Regions from separate parts of the Homo sapiens genome. Here region 1 is linked to region 2. A link is a loop called in an ENCODE intact Hi-C map of the cell type or tissue named here. Cell type or tissue: heart right ventricle. All regions are shown on one strand. Links, peaks and the distances in the headings refer to the core of each region. The heading gives the core; the rest is flanking DNA. Region 1 has its middle 22 kb from the start of GTF2I. Region 2 overlaps GTF2I (general transcription factor IIi).

Region 1 (10,873 bases), core at 1,024-9,023, 69 kb after region 2:
AGGAAAAAAAGAAACTAAAGTAAACTGGCTGGGCGCAGTGGCTCATGCCTGTAATCCCAGCACTTTGGGAGGCCGAGGCGGGCAGATCACGAGGTCAAGAGATTGAGACCATCCTGGCCAACATGGTAAAACCCCGTCTCTATTAAAAATATAAAAATTAGCTTGGCGTGGTGGTGGGTGCCTGTAGTCCCAGCTACTCGGGAGGCTGAGGCAGGAGAATCACTTGAACCCGGGAGGCGGAGGTTGCAGTGAGCTGAGATCATGTCTTTGCACTGTAGCCTGGGCAACAGAGTGAGACGCTGTCTCAAAAATAAATAAATAAATAAATAGAAACTAAAGTAAACTAAAATAAAATAATAAAATATAGGCTAGGCGTGGTGGCTCATGCTGTAATCCCAGCACTTTGGGAGGCAGAGGTGGGAGGATGGCTGGAGCCCAGGAGTTTGAGACCAGCCTGGACAACATAGGGAGATCCTGTCTCCACACACACAAAAAGTGCAAAAAAATTAAAACAGGTGTACTTATTTCCAGATTGCATTGTTCTGGGCCCTACCATGAGGTAAAACATAAGGCACAATTTTATCTCTTCTACTAATGAATTGAAAAGTAGTAAACAAGCAACACTCCTCCCCAACTGAAAGCTTATACTTTGTTTCAAGCAAAGTGAAATGAGCTGTGAACCACCTCCTGACATACTGCAGACACAGGAAATTAAAGATTTTTAAAGAAACCTCACTAGGAAAGTTCATTCCCTGAAAATCAAGTTCTTTTTTTTTCTTTTCTTTTTTTTTGAGACAGAGTCTCACTCTGTCACCCAGGCTGGAGTACAGTGGTGAAATCTAGGCTCACTGCAGCCTCCAACTCCTGGGTTCAAGCAATTCTCGTGCCGCAGCCTCCTGAGTAGCTGGGATTACAGGCGTGCACCACCACGCCTGGCTAATTTTTGTATTTTTAGTAGAGACGGAGTTTCATCATGTTGGCCACGCTGGTCTTTTTTTTGAGATGGAGTCTCGCTCAGTCGCCCAGGGTGGAGTGCAATGGCGCGATCTCGGCTCACTGCAACCTCCGCCTCCTGGGTTCAAGCAATTATCCTGTCTCAGCCTCCTGAGTAGCTGGGACTACAGGCGCGTGCTACTACGCCGGGCTAATTTTTGTATCTTTAGTAGAGACAGGGTTTCACCGTGTTGGCCAGACTGGTCTCAAACTCCTGACCTCATGATCCGCCTGCCTCAGCCTCCCAATGTGCTGGGATTACTAGCGTGAGCCACCGTGCCCGGCCTGGCCATGCTAGTCTTAAACTTCTGGCCTCAAGTGATCCTCTTGCCTTGGCTTCCCAAAGGGATGGGAAAATCAAGTTTTGGCAAACAAAACGAACAAAACTTATTAGCAACAGATATCCGAATACATGAGAAATTTCAGCACTGTTCTAGGCACCAAGGAACCAGGAAAGCCATTACATTTAGAAGCTGACAGGGGGCCGGGTGCAGTGGCTCAATCCCAGCACTTTGGGAGGCCAAGGCGGGTGGATCACCTGAGGTCAGGAGTTTGAGACCAGCCTGGCCAACATGGTGAAACCCTTTCTCTACTGAAAATACAAAAATTAGCCGGGCGTGGTGGCGGATGTCTGTAATCCCAGCTACTTGGGAGGCTGAGGCAGGAGAATGGCTTGAACCTGGGAGACAGAGGTTGCAGTGAGCCAAGACCTCACCATTGCACTCCAACCTGGGCAATAAAAGTGAAACTCAGTTTCAAAAGAAAAAAAAAAGCAGCAGCAGCTGACAAGGAAACTTATGTTTGGTTCTTTACCCACATGTGTGGGGGTTAGGTACTCCAAATGCGAATTTAAGTGAAAATGCAGGCTTGGTATGGTGTGCCTGTAATACCAGCACTTTGGGAGGCCAAGGCAGGAGAATCGCTTGAGGCCCGGAGTTCAAGACCAGCCTGGGCAAGATAGTGAGACCCCTGACCTCTACAAAAAATTTTAAAAATTATCCAGGTGTCGTGGTGCACCCCTGTATTCCCACCTACTCAGAAGGTTGTGGTGGGAGGATCATCTGAGCCCAGGAGTTTGAGGCTGTGGTGAGCTATGATCACAGCACTGGAATCCAGCCTGGGTGACAGAGCGAGACCTTGTCTCAAAAAAAAAAAAAAAAGCAAGCGATGCCAACATAACCCTAGTTTTTTTGTTTTTTGTTTTTTTGTTTTGAGACGGAGTTTCGCTCTGTCGCCCCAGCTGCAGTGCAGTGGCATAATCTCGGCTTGCTGCAACCTCTGTCTCCCGGATTCAAGTGATTGTCCTGCCTCAGCCTCCTGAATAGCTGAGATTACAGGCACGTGCCACCATGCTAGGCTAATTTTTGTAGTTTTAGTAGAGACGAGGTTTCACCATGTTGGCCAGGATGATCTTGAACTCCTGGCCTCAGGTGATCTGCCCACCTCAGCCTCCCAAAGTGCTGGGATTACAGACATGAGCCACCGCGTCCGGCCCTCAACATAAGCCTAGTTAATAAAATCCACTAGATTTTGATAATAAAATACAAAAACAGGCCAGGTACAGTGGCTCACCCCTGTAATCCTGCCACTCTGGGAGGCCGAGGCAGGTGAATCACTTGATGTCTAGAATTCAAGACCAGTCTGGCCAGCATGGCGAAACCCCGTCTCTACTGAAAATACAAAAATTAGCCGGATGTCCCAGCTACTCGGGAGGTGGATGCACGAGAATCGCTTGAACCCAGGAGGCAGACGTTGCAGTGGGCTGAGATCACACCACTGCACTCCAGCCTGGGTGACAGAGACCCTGTCTCAAAAAAGAATAAAAAATAAAAGATAATAACATAATAAAATAAAATAGAGAGACACAGCTGTGACTATTAGCCCACCAAAAAAGTACAAATCCATTGGCCCAATGAATCTTAGATCCATAGCTGGCCATCTATGAGATACGCTAAGGTGTCCTAGATTAGGACCCTCCAGAGCGGACGTGGAATGGGACGGGATAGGCACCTGCCGCACATACTGCGTGATCACCCAGACAGCAGTGGAGAGGAAAGGCAGCTTGTATTCACTCATTCATTCATTCATTCATTCATGTTTCCATCCAAAAAGCCCACTGTTTGTGAGTCTTCCTCTTATATAAGCTCACTAAGGGCGGGGACCAAGCCTCATTCATTGGCCTGGGGCATGCCTAGTGTGGAGCAAGTATTTGGTGTTTGTTGACTGAATGACTGAAGGTGAAGGGGACTTGAGTTGCCCAGGCACAGTGGCTCACACTTGTAATCTCAGCCCTTTAGGAAGCCAAGGCAGGAGGATCACTCGAGGTCAGGAATTTGACACCAGCCCAGGCGACATAGGGAGACCCCATCTCTACAAAAAAGAAAAATTTGGCCGGGCGCGGTGGCTCACGCCTGTAATCTCAGCACTTTGGGAGGCCGAGGCGGGCGGATCACGAGGTCAGGAGATTGAGACCATCCCGGCTAAAAAACGGTGAAACCCCGTCTCTACTAAAAATACAAAAAATTAGCCAGGTGTAGTGGCGGGCGCCTGTAGTCCCAGCTACTTGGGAGGCTGAGGCAGGAGAATGGCGTGAACCCGGGAGGCGGAGCTTGCAGTGAGCCGAGATCCCGCCACTGCACTCCAGCCTGGGCGACAGAGCGAGACTCCGTCTCAAAAAAAAAAAGAAAAAGAAAAATTTTAAAAATTAGCTGGTCCCGGTAGCTCATGCCTGTAATCCCCACATTTTGGGAGGCTGAGGTGGGAGGACTGCTTGAGCCCAGGAGTTTGAGATCAGCCTGGGCCACATAGGGAGACCCTCTGTCTGCAAAAAATAAATTTTTAAGTTAGCTGGGTTTGGAGACACACACCCGTGGCCCCAGCTACTCAGGAGGCTGAAGTGAGAGGATTGCTTGAGTGCAGGAGCTCGAGGCTGCTGTGAGCTATGATCACACCATCACACTCCAGCCTGGGCAACAGGCTGTCTCTAAATAAATTCCGTCAATAAATAAATAAATAAATAAATAAATAAACAAAGCGTGTAAAGGGCTGACACCATTGCTTGACAAGGATGCAAGGAATGTTTTATTGCTGTGTTTTAGGGAATGTGTTAGGTGCTTTGGGGATGCAGAGATAAAAATGGTACCATCTGTGACCTCAAGAAGTTTACGGACTTGTGGGAGGACAGCGTTGTGAACAGGTTATAATACAATCTGACTATGGCATCTGTAATAAGAGCCCAGAGGCCGGGCATGGTGGCTCCTGCCTGGAATACCAGCACTTTGAGAAGCTGAAGTGGGCAGATCACCTAAGATCAGGAGTTTGAGACCAGCCTGGCCAACATGGTGAAACTACGTCTCTACTAAAAACACAAAAATTAGCTGGGCGTGGTAGTGGGCACCTGTAGTCTCAGCTACTTGGGAGGCTGAGACAGGAGAATCGCTTGAACCTGGGAGACAGAGGTTGCACTGAGCCGAGATCACGCCACTGCACTCCAGCCTCGGAGACAGAGTGAGACTCTGTCTCAAAAAAAAAAAGAAAAAGAAATAGTTTACAGACTTGTTGGGGGACAGAGTTGTAAACAGGTCATAATATAGTCTGACTAGGGCACCTGTCATAAGATCCCAAAGGCCGGGCATGGTGACTCATCGCTGTAATGCCAACACTTTGGGAGACCAAGGTAGGCGGATCCCTTGACGTCAGGAGTTTGAGACCAGCCTGGCCAACATGGTGAAACCCCGTCTCTACTAAAACTACAACAATTAGCCGGGTGTGTTGGCACATGCCTATAGTCCCAGCTACTCAGGAGGCTGAGGCAAGAGAATCACTTGAACCCGGGAGGCGGAGGTTGCAGTGAGCCGAGATTGTGCCACTGCACTCCAGCCTGGGCTACAGAGTGAGATTCTGTCTCAAAAAAAAAAGAGCCCAGAGGAGGTGGGGAGTGGGGGCATTTGAACAATGCATAGAACTTTCCTGGTGAAGAAGGTGGAGGGTAGGGGGTAAGGAGGCAAAGAGAAGGGCTTGTGCAGAGATCTACTGTGTCAAGGTGCACAGGGTGCAGAGGGAATGGCACACAGCCAGCGCTGGCCGGGGCGCAGGGGAAGATGCAGCTCTGTCTGAAGAGTCTGTGGTCTGATCACAATGGGCCCTCTGTGCCAGTTGACTGGTTTGTGCTGAACACGTTGGCCAAGATGCCTGTCATTCCAGCCTCCGCTTCCAGGCGAAATTACACCACCCACTCAGGGAAGCTGGACTAAGCTGCTGCTGCTTTTTTTTTTTTTTAACAACTTTATTCAAGTATTTTATTTACACAGAATAAAATGCATTCGTTTTTATGTGTTTACTTAAAGGAGCCTTAGCAAATATTTTCACTCACCCGTGTCACCCCCACCATAATCAAGATACAGGGCTGGGTGCGGTGGCTCATGCCTGTAATCCCAGCACTTTGGGAGGCCGAGGCAGGCAGATCATCTGAGGTCAGGAGTTTGAGCCCAGCCTGGCCAACATGGTGAAACCCTGTCTCTACTAAAAATACAAAAATTAGCCGGGCGTGCTGGCGCATGCCGTGCCTGAAATCCCAGCTACTCCGGAGGCTGAGGCAGGAGAATGGCTTGAACCCAGGAGGTGGAGGTCGCAGTAAGCCGAGATCACAACACTGCACTCCAGCCTGGGCGACAGAGCAAGACTCCGTCAAAAAAAAATATATGCAACACTTCCATTGCTCTAGAAAGTTTCCTGTGCCCCTCTTCATTAGTTAATTTTCTTCACCACCCACCACCCCAGGCCCTGGCAATCACTGACCTGCTTGCCTGCTTACTTTCTTCTTTTTTTTCTTTTTTAGACAGGGTATTGCTCTGCAGCCCAGGCTGGAGCGTAGTGGCAAGATGTCAGCTCACTGCAACCCTGACATCCCTAGCTCAAGTGATCCTCCCACCTCAGCCTACTGAGTAGCTGGGACTATTTTTTTTTTTTTTTTTGAGATGGAGTCTCACTCTGTTGCCCAGGCTGGAGTGCAGTGGCACGATCTCGGCTCACTGCAAGCTCCGCCTCCCAGGTTCATGCCATTCTCCTGCCTCAGCCTCCCGAGTAGCTGGGACTACAGGTGCCCATCACCACACCCGGCTAATTTTTTGTATTTTTAGTAGAGACGGGGTTTCACCATGTTAGCCAGGATGGTCTCGATCTCCTGACCTCATGATCTACCCGCCTCGGCCTCCCGAAGTGCTGGGATTACAGGTGTGAGCCACCGCGCCCAGCCAATTTTTTGTATTTGAGAGTCAGGAGTTCAAGACCAGCCTGGACAACATGGTGAAACCCTGTCTCTACTAAAGATATAAAAATTAGCCAGGAGGGCTGGGCATGGTAGCTCATGCCTGTAATCCCAGCACTTTGGGAGGCCGAGGCGGGTGGATCACCTGAGGTCAGGAGTTTGCGACCAGCCTGGCCAACATGGTGAAACCCCATCTCTACTAAAAATACAAAAATTAGCTGGGTGTGGTGGCGGGTGCCTGTAATCCCAGCTACTCGGGAGGCTAAGGCAGGAGAATCGCTTGATCCTGGGAGATGGAGGCTGCAGTGAGCTGAGATCGTGCCAGTGCACTCCAGCCTGGGTGACTCTGCCAAACACACTAAAATAAAATAAAAAATTTTAAAAATATAATAATACAACTTTTTATAGGCCGGGCGTGGTGGCTCACGTCTGTAATCCCAGCACTTTGGGAGGCCGAGGCGGGCAGATCATGAGGTCGGGAGATCGAGACCATCCTGGCTAACACGGTGAAACCCCGTCTCTACTAAAAAATATAAAAAAATTAGCCGGGCATGGTGGCGGGCACCTGTAGTCCCAGCTACTTGGGAGGCTGAGGCAGGAGAATGGCGTGAACCCGGGAGGCGGAGCTTGCAGTGAGCCGAGATCATGCCACTGCACTCCAGCCTGGGCGACAGAGAGAGACTCCTTCTCAAAAAAAAAAAAAAAGAGAAAATTAAATACAAATTAAGCAGGAGAGAGGAGAGGGACTAATACTGTATATAAAATAATCCAACTTTTTTTTTTTTAATTAAAAAAAGGACACTTAGTCCAATGGCCAGTACTGGTTCCCACTGTGGCCCTGATACCAGCAGGGCAACCAGCCACGCCTTCCAGCCCAGAGCAAAGTTTTCAGAAGATAAGAACTCTGTGGTTTTCAGCAAGGAGACAATAAGAAGTTGTTCCTAATTGGCTTCCTGTCGCAGTCCTCAGGGCACCTGCTGGTTCCAGCCTGGATCCAGCCTACCTTGACCTTTGCCAGTTGGCACCGATGTGCAGATAACCAGTGAAGCCCAGGAGCAAATCCTCAAATCCAGACCTGCAGAATGGGACGAGTCTTGTGTGAAATTCTCAGGCGAGAGCTCTGAGCCCCAAGGCCTCCTTCGCACACCCCGGCCCTGGGTCTGATCTGGTTTCACGACCTGTTTCAGCTCCATGCTGTGCCGTGAGAAACCTCTCTGCAGGTCCCTACTTGAACTTGAAAGACTTTGACCCTTCCCAGTGGCCACAAGCACATCTCACTCTGCTGTCCAGGCTGGAGTGCAGTGGCGTGATCTCGGTTCACTACAACCTCTGCCTCCCAGGTTCAAGCAATTCTCCTGCCTCGGCCTCCCAAGTAGTTGGGATTATAGGCACGTACCATCACGCCCAGCTAATTTTTTTGTATTTTTAGTTGAGATGGAGTTTCACCATGTTGGCCAGGCTGGTCTTGAACTCCTGACCTCAGGTGATCCACCCGCCTCGGCCTCCCAAAGTGTTGGGATTACAGGCGTGAGCCACCGCGCCCAGCCTAATTTTTGTATTTTTTAGTTGTATTTAAAAAAATTTTTTTTGAGGTGCAATCTCGTTCTGTTGCCCAGGCCAGACTCCAGTGGCACAATCTCAGCCCACTGCAACCTCTGCCTCCCAGGTTCAAGCGATTCTCCTGCCTCAGCCTCCTCAATAGCTGGGATTACAGGCACGCGCCACTATGCCTGCCTAATTTTTGTGTTTTTAATAGAGATGGTGTTTCACCATGTTGATCAGGCTAGTCTCAAACTCCTGCCCTCGTGATCTACCTGCCTAGGCCCCCCCAAAAGTGCTGGGATTACAGGCGTGAGCCACTGCGCCTGGCCCACAAGCATGTCTTTCTCTTCTGCTCATCCAGATGAAAAAAAACTGGAGCAGCCGTTTTGCAAAACAGGCCTTCAGTGGCCCTCACAGTTGGATTTTGTCCTGAGCTCAGTTCTATAGGAAGCGTGTGTGTATATGTGTGAATGTGTGTGTATATGTGTGAATGTGTGTATGCATGTGTGAATGTGTGTATGTATGAGTGTGTGTGTGTGTGTGTGTGTGTGGTTTACGTACTTATTGCTAAGCTTCGAATTTTCAGATTTCTGCTTTCTGGCTGTGAATTTGATGCAACACAATTATGGTTAAAAATATTTCCTGGCTGAGCACGATGGCTCATGCCTTTAATCCCAACCCTTTGGCAGGTCGAGGTGAGAGGATTGCTTGAGGCCAGGCATTTGAGACCAGTCTGGGCAACATAGTGAGACCCTCCATCTCTACACAAAATTTTAAAAAATTAGCTGGGGATGGTGGCATGTATCTGTAGTCCCAGCTACTCTGGAGCCTGAGGTGGGAGCATCGCTTGAGACCTGTAGACTGAGGCTGCTGTGAGCTGTGATTGCACCACTGCGCTCTAGCCTGGGCAACAGAATGAGACCCTCTCTCTCTCTCTCTCTCGACACACACAAAAAAGGCCAAATCCCAGCACTGTGGGAGGCCGAGGCAGGCGGATCATGAGGTCAGGAGATCAAGACCATCCTGGCTAACATGGTGAAACCCCATCTCTACTAAAAATACAAAAAAAGTAGCCGGGTGTGGTGGGGGGCGCCTATAGTCCCAGCTACTCTGGAGGCTGATGCAGGAGAATGGCGTGAACCTGGGAGGCAGAGCTTGCAGTGAGCCGAGATCGTGCCACTGCACTCCAGCCTGGGCACTGCACTCCAGCCTGGCCGACACAGTGAGACTCCATCTCAAAAAAAAAAAAATCATTTGCTTGCACAAAAAGACAAATACTGTGTGATTCCACTTATATAAGAAGTACCTAGAATAGTCACGTTCATAGAGACAGAAAGTCTCTGGTGGTTGCCAAGGGGTAACGGGAAGGAGGATGGGGAGTTGTTCAATGGGTATAGAGTTTCAGTTTTGCAAGACGAAATGAGTTCTGAGGGTCAGTTGCACAACAGTGTGAATGCACTTAAAGCTACTGAACTGTACACTTAGAAATGAGTAAGATGGGCCGAGTGTGGTGGCTCACGCCTGTAATCCCAGCACTTTGGGAGGCCGGGGCGGGTGGATCACGACGTCAGAAGATAACCATCCTGGCTAACACGGTAAAACCCCATCTCTGCTAAAAATACAAAAAATTAGCCAGGTGTGGTGGCATGCACCTGTAGTCCCAGTTACTCGGGAGGTTGAGGAAGGAGAATCGCTTGAACCTGGGAGGCAGAGATTGCAGTGAGCCGAGATTGTGCCACTGCACTCCAGCCTGGGTGACAGAGCAAGACTCCATCTCAAAAAAAAAGAAATGATTAAGATGATTAATTTTACATGTATTTTACTATAATAAAATTTTTTTTTAAATTGTATGGTGTACAAGAGCGTATGATTATTTTGCAGCTTTGTAAGACCTAATTAATAGTGGATAGTGGATGGCTTTTTTTTTAGAGTCTCGCTCTGTTGCCCAGGCTGGAGTGCAGTGGCACAATCTCGGCTCACTGCAACCTCCGTCTCCCAGGTTCAAGCGGTTCTCCTGCCTCAGCCTCCTCAATAGCTGGGATTACAGGCATGCGCCACCACGCCCAGCTAATTTTTATATTTTTAGTAGAGTCTCACTCTGTCGCCCAGGCTGGAGTGCAGTGGCACGATCTCGGCTCACTGCAACCTCCGCTGCCTGGGTTCAAGCAATTCTCCTGCCTCAGCCTCTCGAGTAGCTGGGATTTCACCATGTTGGCCAGGCTGGCCTGGAACTCCTGACCTCAAGTGATCTGCCTGCCTCAGATTCCCAAAGTGCTGGGATTACAAGAGTGAGCCACAGCACCTGGCCAATGGTGAATGGCTTTGTAAATAGGGATAGTGGTCAAACCCAAGGACTTTGCAGGCACAGAGTATGAATTATAAGTTAGGATGGTCATAGATGTGGTTATGATGATATAATAATGGTGCTACAGATACACAGTGTGGCCTTGGAACTAGTGGACGTGTGATCCCTAATAGGGAAATACCTGGCCCATAGCAGCCTGAGTTTTGCTACCAGTGACTTCCCCTTGGTTTCCAAGGCAGCACAACAGAGGGCTCCTGTTTTTGGGGTGAAGTTCAGTGTACGTTTACTTTATTTATTTATTTATTTTTTGAGACAGAGTCTCACTCTATTACCTAGGCAGGAGTGCAGTGGCTTGATCTCGACTCACTGCAACCTCTGCCTCTCAGACTCAAGCAAACCTCTCACCTTAGCCTCCCAAGCAGCTGGGACCACAGGCACGAGCCACTACACCTGGCTAATTTTTGAATTTCTTGTGAAGATAAGATTTTGCTATGTTGCCCAGGCTGCTCTCGAACTCCTGAGCTCAAGCGATCCTCCCTCCTTAGCCTCCCAAAGTGTTGGGATTACAGGCCACTGTGCCCGATCTACAGAATAGTTTGTTTTACATTTGAACTTAGCCAAAAGGCCGAGAAGTGATGAGAATAGTTTTTGTTTGTTTGTTTGTTTGTTTGTTTTTGAGACAGAGTCTCGCTCTGTCGCCCATACTGGAGTGTTGTGGCACGATCTCGGCTCACTGCAAGCTCCACCTCCTGGGTTCACGCCATTCT
Region 2 (10,829 bases), core at 2,830-10,829:
TACTATAATTATGCAGTGAGAAAAAATTAAGCTGACATTATCTGCATTTGCCTAATAGGTTTGTTTTATTTTGCAACACTAGAACCTGGGATTGAATTCTAAATTGTGCCACAACTTTTGCTCATCCTTTTAAGAACACAAATGGCTATTTTACATATCCCCTCTGGATTGTCTGAGTTGATCTTTTAGCCCCATTTTTAAATGTTTTATCCCCGGGACTGAATTACAATATATATGTCAATCAAGAACTGATCAATAAAATATTATTTAAGAAATTAAAGCAATTGATGAGCAAATTTTAATTTTAACCACGAATAATTTTTAGAAAGAAAAATTGCATTAATTCAAATTACCTTGAATGTTATATTGATAATAATCAGGATCTTCTGATTCTTCCTTTACTGTCACAGCTGCCATTTCCAGGGAAATGCCTAGAAAAGCAAATGCAATGATATGATTGCATGTGAGAACTTTCAGCTAGATTGTGTAGGGAAATCCTCTCTGCCCTCCCTATAAATACAGCAATGCATATTTATTTTAAGTAAAGACTTTACGTCTTTGAAAAGACAAAAGTTTGCTAGGTAGCAGAAGGTAAAAAATCACTATAATCCCAGCCAATGCAAAGTTTTAACCATTTATTAATATTCTGCAATTATGTGCTGCTCTTTTCTCCAGCAAATTCTTATCTTTAGAATCAAAGAAAATTTTACCACACTCCCTTTTCACTTAATATTAAAAATACTTTTATAAACCATTGAAACACACTTATAAACATCAGTTTTAATAACTCAGTATTCCAAAGGAGAGATAGCATAATGGTCAACAATTTCAATAATGAGATACATTGGTTTTTTTCTGCCTAATACATCCCTTTTATTACAGGGATTTGTGTAAGGGTACAAAGCACACCTTTCTGCATAAAGCTTTGCCCACAATTAGGACAGATGATTTGAAGCAGACCTTTGTGGCCAGATACAAAAGAGTACATGTTGTGTAATTCCACTCATATGAAGGTCAAAATAGGCAAAAGCAATCGATGTTATTAAAAAGTTGACTTTGGGAAGGGCCAAAATTGTGCCACTGCACTCCAGCCTGGGTGACACGGCGAGACTCCCTCTCAAAAAAAAAGAAAAAGAAATGAACAATGCATGGGTGCACATACACATTTCAGACTGAGATATTCAACCACAGTCATACCAACCCTAACACAAACGAAATCGTGAGCTCTGACTTGGGCAACTTTGTAAAGAATATTTTCAACTCTAGAGAAAGAGCTCAAAGAGAGTTAAATTGATATACAAAGGGTATGCATCCCTGAAGCAACAAGCAAAAAAAGGAGTTACTCCATTGCCTTCAATCACCAAGGGGAAAGTGTTTTGCTGCTACACAGTGGTGGCAGAGAACACTGCATCTGAGACCTTTGCAACTCTCTGGGCTAACTTAGCACTTTCATGTCCATCAGTAAAAGTTAATAGAAAATTACAGCTAACAGCCAGGTGCGGTGGCTCGTGCCTGTAATCCCAGCACTTTGGGAGGTCCAGGCGGGCGAATCACCTGAGGTCAGGAGTTCGAGACCAGCCTGGCCAACATGGTGAAACCTCGTCTCTACTAAAAATACAAAAATTAGCCGGGAGTGGTGGCACGCACCTGTAGTCCCAGCTACCCGAGAGGCTGAGGCACAAAGATCACCTGAACCCAAGAGGTGGAGGTTGCAGTGAGCGGAGATGGTACCACTACACTCCAGCCTGGGCGACACAGCAAGACTCCGTCTCAAAAAAAAAAAATAAAGAAAGAAAGAAAATCACAGCATTACAGCTAACAAAAAAGGCAGATCCACTGGGGATTCAGACCCTTCAGGAATAAAAATTTGGGTCACTCCAATTGGCTAAAGAACCTTACACATACTGGCTGGGTGCAGAGGCTAATGCCTATAATCCCAGCACTTTGGGAGGCTGAGGCGGATGATTACCTGAGGTCAGGAGTTCAAGACCAGCCTGGTCAACATGGTTAAACCCCGTCTCTACTAAAATAAATAAATGAATAATACAAAAATTGGCTGGGTGGCACACGTCTGTAATCCCAGCTGCTCGGGAGGCTGAGGTGGGAGAATCGCTTGAATCTGAGACACGGAGGTTGTGGTGAGCCGAGATCGCACGACTGCACTCCAGTCTGGACGACAGAGTGAGACCTTGTCTCAAAAAATATAAATAAATAAAAATAAAAAGGTAAATCCAAAAAAAAGTCTGGTAAGCTGCAGAAACGTAGACTGTGGCGACTATGCCTATTGTCTTCCTTGTCTGTTACAAATGTGTTTGTGTGAAGATTATATGCTTGCATATACTAACTATTCTCTTCTGTGTGGTAGTATTTCACAATAGTTTGGCTGGAAGTTTCCTTTCCATTTGTCCATTAGACTAGAGATTACTCAAATAGGTTTGCACTGCATTTAAAGAGCAGGTAACATAGCTCGCGACTGGATTTTCAGTCAGTCTCCCAGCGATGGGTGTGACTGCTGGAACACTGTGTCCCCCCATTTTGAGGAGAGAGTAAAAATGGATTTCTTTGTAGGAAGTAAAGTTGCATCTCTTTAGATGGAACAGTTGTCTCGTTGTTGTACAGAAGGTCAAATGTGCAGGGAAGGGTGTGTATATATGCTGAGCAGCCAAAGAGAACAGCCTGGGCCACCCACAAAACTGATGTCTCTCAGTTGCAAACCCATCCTCTGGGTTTCTGCTGAAGTTTGAGCTCTGCATAGCAGCTGGCTCCATGTGAGTCTCTGCCACAAAGATACACTACAGAGAGAAAGGCTAGAGGAGGAGAAGAGATCTGGGCCTTCCTTTTGGCTTCTTGTCTGCATTCTCATCCCAAAAAGGTCACTCCTTGGTACCCTCGTTCAGCCTGGCCAAAGCAGGCCCTCCCATCACAACAGCTGTGCCCGGCTGGCAATGTCTCCAACACTACCAGAAGCAGCCTCACCATGCCCCTCAGCCACCAGCACCAGCCAAACACTACCCCACCTCAGAAGTCAGATGGAAAGCTGATGGGGTGGCAGCCACTGCCTAGAATTGTTCCTTAAAAAAAACCTTAGTATTCTCCTTAAGGTTACAAAGTTAACAATTTTATAACCAGTTAACAATCTGTTTTTGTTTGTTTTGTTTTGAGATGGAGTTTCACTCTTGTTGCCCAGGCTGGAGTGCAATGGCACGATCTTGACTCAATGTAACCTCTACCTCCTGAGTTCAAACGATTCTCCTCCCTCAGCCTCTTGAGTAGCTGGGATTACAGGCGCCCACCACCATGCCCTGCTAATTTTTTTTGTATTTTTAGTAGAGACTGGGTTTCACCATGTTGGCCAGGCCGGTCTCCAACTCCTGACCTCAGGTGATCCACTCGCCTCAGCCTCCCAAAGTGCTGGGATTACAGGTGTGAGCCACTGCACCCGGCCAACAATCTTTACATTAAATTTTCTCTGTTCCAATAACTGATATGGTTTCTGTCTCCTGGCTGCACCCTGGCTATAAATGTACATCTTATTTGCAGGATAAATTAAGAATACAAAGATGCAAAGTGTAAAAGAGAAAAAAAAAAACCTATAATGATGCTGATGTGTACATAAAGACAGTTGAAAGAATTCAATTAAACACATGGGGTTTCTGAATTCAGCATGTTTCTTTTTAGAAGCAAACTAAATATTCAGGAGATGAATATATGAATTAAGGGGAAACATTTGCAAAATGATGATTTTTTTTGGCACAATCTACTGAAAACCACACAAAAATTTGAGATTTCCTATGGAGTGAAAATAAAGAAAAAAGAAAAACCTTCTGTAAAACCAGCAAACAGTGTAAAAGACTCAAATACCTTTTCCAAAAAAGGATAATTCAACACTTTCTTGCAGCTCTCCCAAAATACACTTACATACATAAAAGCTCTCATTCACATGCACGCACACACACGTTAACGCGGCCCTACCCTCCTCCCCAACAACTCATTCGAGATGCCCTTAGATGGGGTGAAGCGGGGCAGGTGGCTGCCCAGGAAGCATGGCAGAATGAGAAGGCTGACAAAGGGCCGGGGAAGGGGCTGGGGAAGCTGCCGAGGGCCTGGTCAGACAGAGGGAGATGAGGGGGCAGGCAGGGCGGTGACAGCCCACTAAGGAGTGTCCCGTGTGAATAAGGGGCACAGGGCCGAGCAGCGGGAGGCTTGACAGTGGCACTAGGACACAGGATAACACTGGGAAATGATGAAATAAATACATATGCTGAGAACATCTGGGTGCCACGGTTCTAGGACAGAACAGAATTATAAACGGGGGCCGGGCACGGTGGCTTATGCCTGTAATCCTAGGACTTTGGAAGGCTGAGGCAGGAGGATCACTTGAGGTCAGGAGTTCAAGACCAGCCAGGCCAACCTGGCGAAACCCCGTCGCTACTAAAAATACAAAAATTAGTCGTGCGTGATGGCGTATGCCTGTAATCCCAGCTACTCGGGAGGCTGAGGTGGGAGAATCGCTTGAACCCAGAGGCAGAGGTTGCAGTGAGCCGAGGTCGTGCCACTGCACTTCAGTCTGGGTGACAAAGCAAGACTCCATCTCAAAAAATAAATAAATAAATAAGGAATTAAATAGCAATTTTATTTGAGAATTGAAAATGGTCTCCTTGGAGAGTGGAAAACAGGAGTGCAGAGAAGGAAGGTGGAGACGAAGGGGGCATTCTATTGATTTTTGTAAAAAGCACTATAGAACAGCTGACCTCTTACATTATATGTCTGTACAACGGGAAAAAAAAATACATTTTATCTACAAACATATGTAACTGGCAAAGAACTCTGCCTACCACTTACTGAGCAAATTACCTTTCTGGGTCTTAATGTGATAACATTAACAAATAGTGTCACAGTTGGAATACATTAGTAGTGACTGCCTCTTTCTTATCAAAACAAAACAATAATTGAGTCAAACTATAAACTTCTACACTAAGGAAAAGTCTTCCTTAATTTCACCATTGATTCTAAAAGTGCTAGTACATACCAGAATCTTCTGTGGGTTCAGTTTTCACTTTGATGGGGCCACAACTGCAAGGAGAAGAAAGCCCTGATCAAGCCACGTGCTGGTGACAGCCATTCCCACAGCATTCAAAGTCTCTGGGTCTCAAAGTGTTAAGATCCCTCCCTTGACCAAGGTGGGTGCAAACCTGACTCAGCTTAAAACTGACATATTTATTTATTGCATAAATAAGAGTTATTGGGCCGGGCACAGTGGCTCACGCCTGTAATCCCAACACATTGGGAGGCCGAGGCGGGCAGATCACGAGGTCAGGAGTTCAAGACCAGCCTGGCCAATATGGTGAAACCTCATCTCTACTAAAAATACAAAAATTAGCCAGGCGTGGTGGCGCTCACCTGAATCACTTGAATCCGGGAGGTGGAGGTTGCAGTGAGCTGAGATCATGCCACTGAACTCCAGCCTGAGCCACAGAGGGAGACTCTGTCTCCACAAAAAAAAAGAGTTATCAACTGAACTTAGTACTTCAATTTCTATCTATCTTTTGGGGAAAAAAGTACAATAAAATACTACAGAGTAGCATATTAAGACTTATCGGGCCAGGCGTGGTGGCTCATGCCTGTAATCCCAGTACTTTGGGAGGCCGAGGCAGGTGGATCACCCGAGGTCAGGAGTTCGAGACCAGCCTGGCCAACACGGTGAAACCCCGTCTCTACTAAAAATACAAAAAAATTAGCTGGGCATGGTGGCACATGCTTGTAGTCCCTGCTATTTGGGAGGCTGAGGCAGGAGAATCGCTTGAACCCAGCAGGGGGTCAGAGGTTGCAGTGAGCCGAGATCGCGCCACTTCACTCTAGCATGGGCAAAAAGAGCAAAACTCCATCTCAAAAATAAAAAAAAAAAAAAAGAGTTACCAACTGAACTTAGTACTTTAATTTCTATCTATCTTTTGGGGAAAACAGTATAATAAAATACTACAGAATAGCATATTAACTTCCAAATACCACTCTAAGGCCAATTCACAGTGTGACCAATGCCTCTGGCTTTTCCCAGGAACTCTACTATTCAGAAATACCAAGTCAAAGAGGGCATGTTCACAAGATCCCCAAATGATATCCTTGCCTATTAAACTTTAAGATGTGTGACATGAGGCCTTTTTAATATTCTGATATCTCAATTATCTAACAACTAAAACTTTTTGAGGTGTGGGAGTTAAACAGCAGTAATGAAATTAGGTTTTACCTTCCACCTGGAGATAGTATTGACCTGTCAGCATCTGTTACCATCACACGACCACCTACATACAAAAAAAAAAAATTGGAGTTAGTTTTTCAACATTTCAAATATAATATGTCTAAAGGCTTTAAATATAGAATTAGTGGGGTAGAACTAGGCTTTGCAGCTCTGGATCACACCAGAATAAACACTGCTTTTCATCCCTTCACCCAACCACAACCTCCTTGAATGAAAAAGCTCTTATTTTCATCAGTGAGAGAAATGCAGAAACATACCATTTGTCTAGTAAGATGGAATATGGAGAATATGACTCTGCTGACATATAAATGATGAAACAGATTTTTTTTTTTTTTTTTTTTTTTTTTTTTTAGAAACAGGGTTTTACTCTGTTGCCCAGGTTGGTGTGCAGTGGCATGATCATAGCTCACTGCAGCCTCCAACTCTCGAGGATCAAGCAATCCTCCTACCTCAGCCTCCTGAGTAGCTGGGACTACAGAAGCATGCATTACCACTCCCAGCTAATTGTTTTCTATTTTTTGTAGAAATTGGATCTTGCTATGTTGCCCAGGCTTATCTCGAACTCCTGGCCTCAAGGGAGACTCCCACTCTGGTCTCCCAAAATGCTGAGATTAGGCTGGGCGTGGAGGCTCACACCTGTAATCCCAGCACTTTGGGAGGCTGAGATGGGTAGATTGCTTGAGGTCAGGGGTTTGAGACCAGCCTGGCCAACATGGTGAACCCCCGTCTCTGCTAAAAAAATATAAAAATTAGCCAGGTGTGGTGGCGGGCGCCTGTAATCCCAGTTACTCAGAAGGCTGAGGCAGGAGATTTGCTTGAGCCTGGGAGGCAGATGTTGTAGTGAGCCAAGATCATGCCACTGCACTCCAGCCTGGGCGACAGAGCAAGACTCCATCTCAAAATAAATAAAAAAATAAATAAATAAATAAATAAATAAAAATAATAATTAAGTTTAAAAAAAACTTTTAAGTCTGAAATTTAACATAAACATGATAAATATTTCTCCATCTTAAAAGAGATTTACACAAAAATCCTACCACTAACATCATACTTCATGGTCAAAGACAGAATGCTTTCCTACTAATATCACAAGGTGATGTCTGCTATCACCAATGCTGTGTGACATTTATATTCTAGTCAGAGCAACAAGAAGAAGAAATAAGAGGCACTTAGATTGCAAAGAAAGGGGTAAATTGTCTTGATTCTCACACAACATGATCTCCTACATAGAAAGCCCAGAAATAAACAAAGAGTCAAAAGACTTTCAACAAAGATAACAAGGATATCTTGAGGGAAAGGACGGTCTTTTCTGCAAATTGTCCTGGAATCATTGGATATCCACGTGCAAAAAGATGAATTTATACCTTTACCTTGTATAATATACAAAAATGACCTCAAAATGAACCATAGATCTAAATGTGAGAGTTGAAGCTATAAGACTTGTGGAAGAAAACACAGAAGTCATATCTTCATGCCTTTGGGTTTACGCAATGGTTTCTTGAATATGAAGTCAAAAGCTTAAGTGAGGGCCAGGCGCAGTGGCTCACGCCTATAATCCCAGCACTCTGGGAGGCTGAGGCAGGTGGATCACCTGAGGTCTGGAGTTTGAGACCAGCCTGACCAATATGGTGAAACCCCGTATCCACTAAAAATACTAAAGTTATCCGGGCATGGTGGCGGGCACCTGTAGTCCCAGCTACTCGGGAGGCTGAGACAGGAGAATTGCTTGAACCCGGGAGGCAGAGGTTGCAGTGAGCTGAGATCATGCCACCGCACTCCAGCCTGGGTGACACAGCGAGACTCTGTCTCAAAAAAAAAAGCACAAGTTAACAAAAGAATAAACTTATTTTTATCAAAATTTAAAACGTTTGTGCCTCAAAGGATACTACCAAGTAAGGGAAGAAGACAAGTTATACAATAAGGATAATGTAGATTTATTAGAATTGGAGAAAATATTCCCAAATCCTGTACTCCAGCCTGGATAACAGAGTGACACCATTGCAAAAAGAAAAAAAAAATTTTTTTTTAACAAATCATCAATTAGAGACTTATATCAAGACTATATAAAAAACAAGACTCAATAATAAAAAGACAAACAAACCCAATTTTTAAATGGGAAAAGGACCTAAATAGATATTTCTCCAAAAAATATGTATGGATGACCAATAAGCACAATTGAAGATAACACAAGCCTGTAATCCCAGCACTTTGGGAGGCTGACACAGGCGGATCACTTGAGCTCAGGAGTTCCAGACCAGCCTGGCCAACACGGCAAGAGCTTGTCTCTACCAAAAAAAGGTTCAGAAATGAGCTGGGTATGGTGGCACACGCCTGTAGTCCTAGCTACTGAGAAGCTGAGGCAGCAGGATTGCTTGAGCCTGGGAGGTTGAGGCTGCACTAAGCTGAGATGGCGCCACTACACTCCAGCCTGGGCGACAGGGTGAGACCCTGTCTCAAAAAAAAAAAAAAGAAAGAAAGAAAGAAAAGTAAAAACACATCAACAATCACTAGAGAAATTTTTAAAAATCAAAAAAAATTAGATACCACTTCACATCTATTACAATGGCTAAAATCAAGAAGTAAGTTGGCAGCAATGTGGGGGTAACCCTCCTATCCTGCTGTGAGAATATAACATGGTATAGCCACCTTGGAAAACAGCTTGTCAGTTTCTTCAAAGTTCAGTGTAGCAGGGCGCGATGGCTCACGCCTGTAATCTCAGCACTTTGAGAGGCCTCCCTTGATCATGAGGTCAAGAGATTGAGACCATCCTGGCCAACATGGTGAAACCTCGTCTCTACTAAAAATACAAAAATTAGCCGGGTGTGGTGGCGCGTGCCTGTAATCCCAGCTACTCAGGAGGCTGAGGCAGGTGAATCTCTTGAATCCACGAGGCGGAGGTTGCAGTGAGCCAAGATCATGCCACTGCACTCCAACTTGGTGACAGAACGAGACTCCGTCTCAATTAAAAAAAAAAAAAAAGTTCAGTGTAAATTTACCCTATTCCTAGTAATTGCACTCCTACGTAAATATCCAAGAGATATCAAGGAATATGTCCAGACAAAACCTTGCTCAAGTATGTTCACTGTAACATTATTCCCAATACCCAAAGGTGGAAACAACCAAAATATCTATAAACTGATGACTGGATCAACAGACAGTATGTTCATGTCACAGAATAGTTAGTGCTCAGCAATAAAAAGAAGCTACGGCTACACCTACCAAGCTCGATGAGCCTCGAGTGAGTGATGCTCAGTGAAAAAAGCTCATTTCAATAGGATACATACTACATATTCCATTTCTACAACATTCATGAAATAACAGAGACAGGGACGATGAAAGCATCCCAAAATTAAGACTGTGATGATGGGTAAAAACCCCTTAAAAACATTTTAAGATTGTAAATCTACTATTAGTGAATTATATACTTAAGACAGGTGAATTTGGCTGGGCACAGTGGCTCACGCCTGTAATCCCAGCACTTTGGGAGGCCGGGGCGGGTGGATCATTTGAGGTCAGGAGTTCGAGATCATCCTAACATGGTGAAACCCCATCTCTACTAAAAATACAAAAAATTAGCCGGGCGTGGCAGCATGTGCCTGTAATCCCAGCTACTCGGGAGGCTGAGGCAGAATCACTTGAACCTGGGAAGCAGAGGCTGCAGTGAGCCAAGATCGCGCCACTGCACTCCAGCCTTGGCGACAGAGCAAGACTCCGTCTCAAAAAATAATAATAAAAAAAAAAGGCAGGTGAATTTTATGGTGTATCAATTATACCTCAATAAAGCTGCTAAAAAATTAATCTTTTCACCACAATGAGAATAAGACAAAGGTTAACAGAAAACACAATGTGTATGTTTATGTATATATAATTTTTTCCTTTCATAGTTACATGTTTAAAAGTATTCCAATGATACTGGTTATTTACTTCCGAAAGTCTCAAATAAACCTGGCTCTAAAGGGTATTACTCTTTATCCTGTTTTCCCTTCAAATGAAATGGCTAGACTTCCCTAAAGGAAGCTGAAATCCGCATCATTCTTCAAACGCCCTTCCTGGAAATGCTCTCTTCCTCATGAACTCTTTCCTGAACTATAAAGGAATCCAACCTCCAATAACATCCACAGCACTTTCTCAGAGCCATTCTTGCCGTAGGGATGCAATGTTCTTGCCATGTTCATTTTACAGAATTTTCTCTCTTCCGTGAGACTCACAGCTCTCAAAAGTGGTAATGCTGATACACAGCTGCGTATCCCCTCCCCACCCAATGCTGTGCCCAACAACGTCTTGCCGAGTCGATGACATTAGGTCAATTAAATCCTACTCATAATTCTGGTAAGTGAGGGCAGATGTATGATCTTCTATAGAAAACAAGCAGCGAAGCTGAAAACAAAAAAACAAGTCTCCACTTTTTTAGCTCAATGAACCTTTTGTGGATTATATAAACATCTAAACAGCCCATCCGAAAATGTCTGACATCATATTCTCAAAGACAATAAAACAGAAACCATTAAAGTGTATGAAAATCTAGCAAAACGGAGGCCAGCCAGCTATCAAGGAAGCAAAGCACTTACTTACC

The links. Hi-C counts contacts between places; a loop is a spot of excess contacts. Peaks named below come from ENCODE experiments on the same cell type or tissue, not always from the same donor. Only the 100,000 strongest peaks of a DNase experiment are listed, where the experiment ranks them.
Region 1: it touches region 2 in a loop (2.9-fold over the local background); 5 of 110 quality-filtered maps call a loop at or near these places.

The regions. Positions count from the first base shown.
Region 1 is chr7:74,630,128-74,641,000 of GRCh38, reverse strand. No RefSeq gene overlaps it. Among named protein-coding and RNA genes, the nearest start is that of GTF2I, 22 kb to the left of the region's middle. In heart right ventricle, for the core only: no CTCF peak of the experiment used is centred there; a DNase peak (open chromatin) is centred at 5,148.
Region 2 is chr7:74,700,634-74,711,462 of GRCh38, reverse strand. It overlaps GTF2I (general transcription factor IIi), which reads right to left. Exons shown (of 35, transcript NM_032999.4): 6 at 10,829; 7 at 6,245-6,299; 8 at 5,030-5,073; 9 at 354-431. The region is part of intron 2 of GTF2I-AS1 (GTF2I antisense RNA 1); the gene reads left to right. Among named protein-coding and RNA genes, the nearest start is that of GTF2I-AS1, 23 kb to the left of the region's middle. In heart right ventricle, for the core only: no CTCF peak of the experiment used is centred there; no DNase peak of the experiment used is centred there; H3K27ac peaks cover 1,532 bases.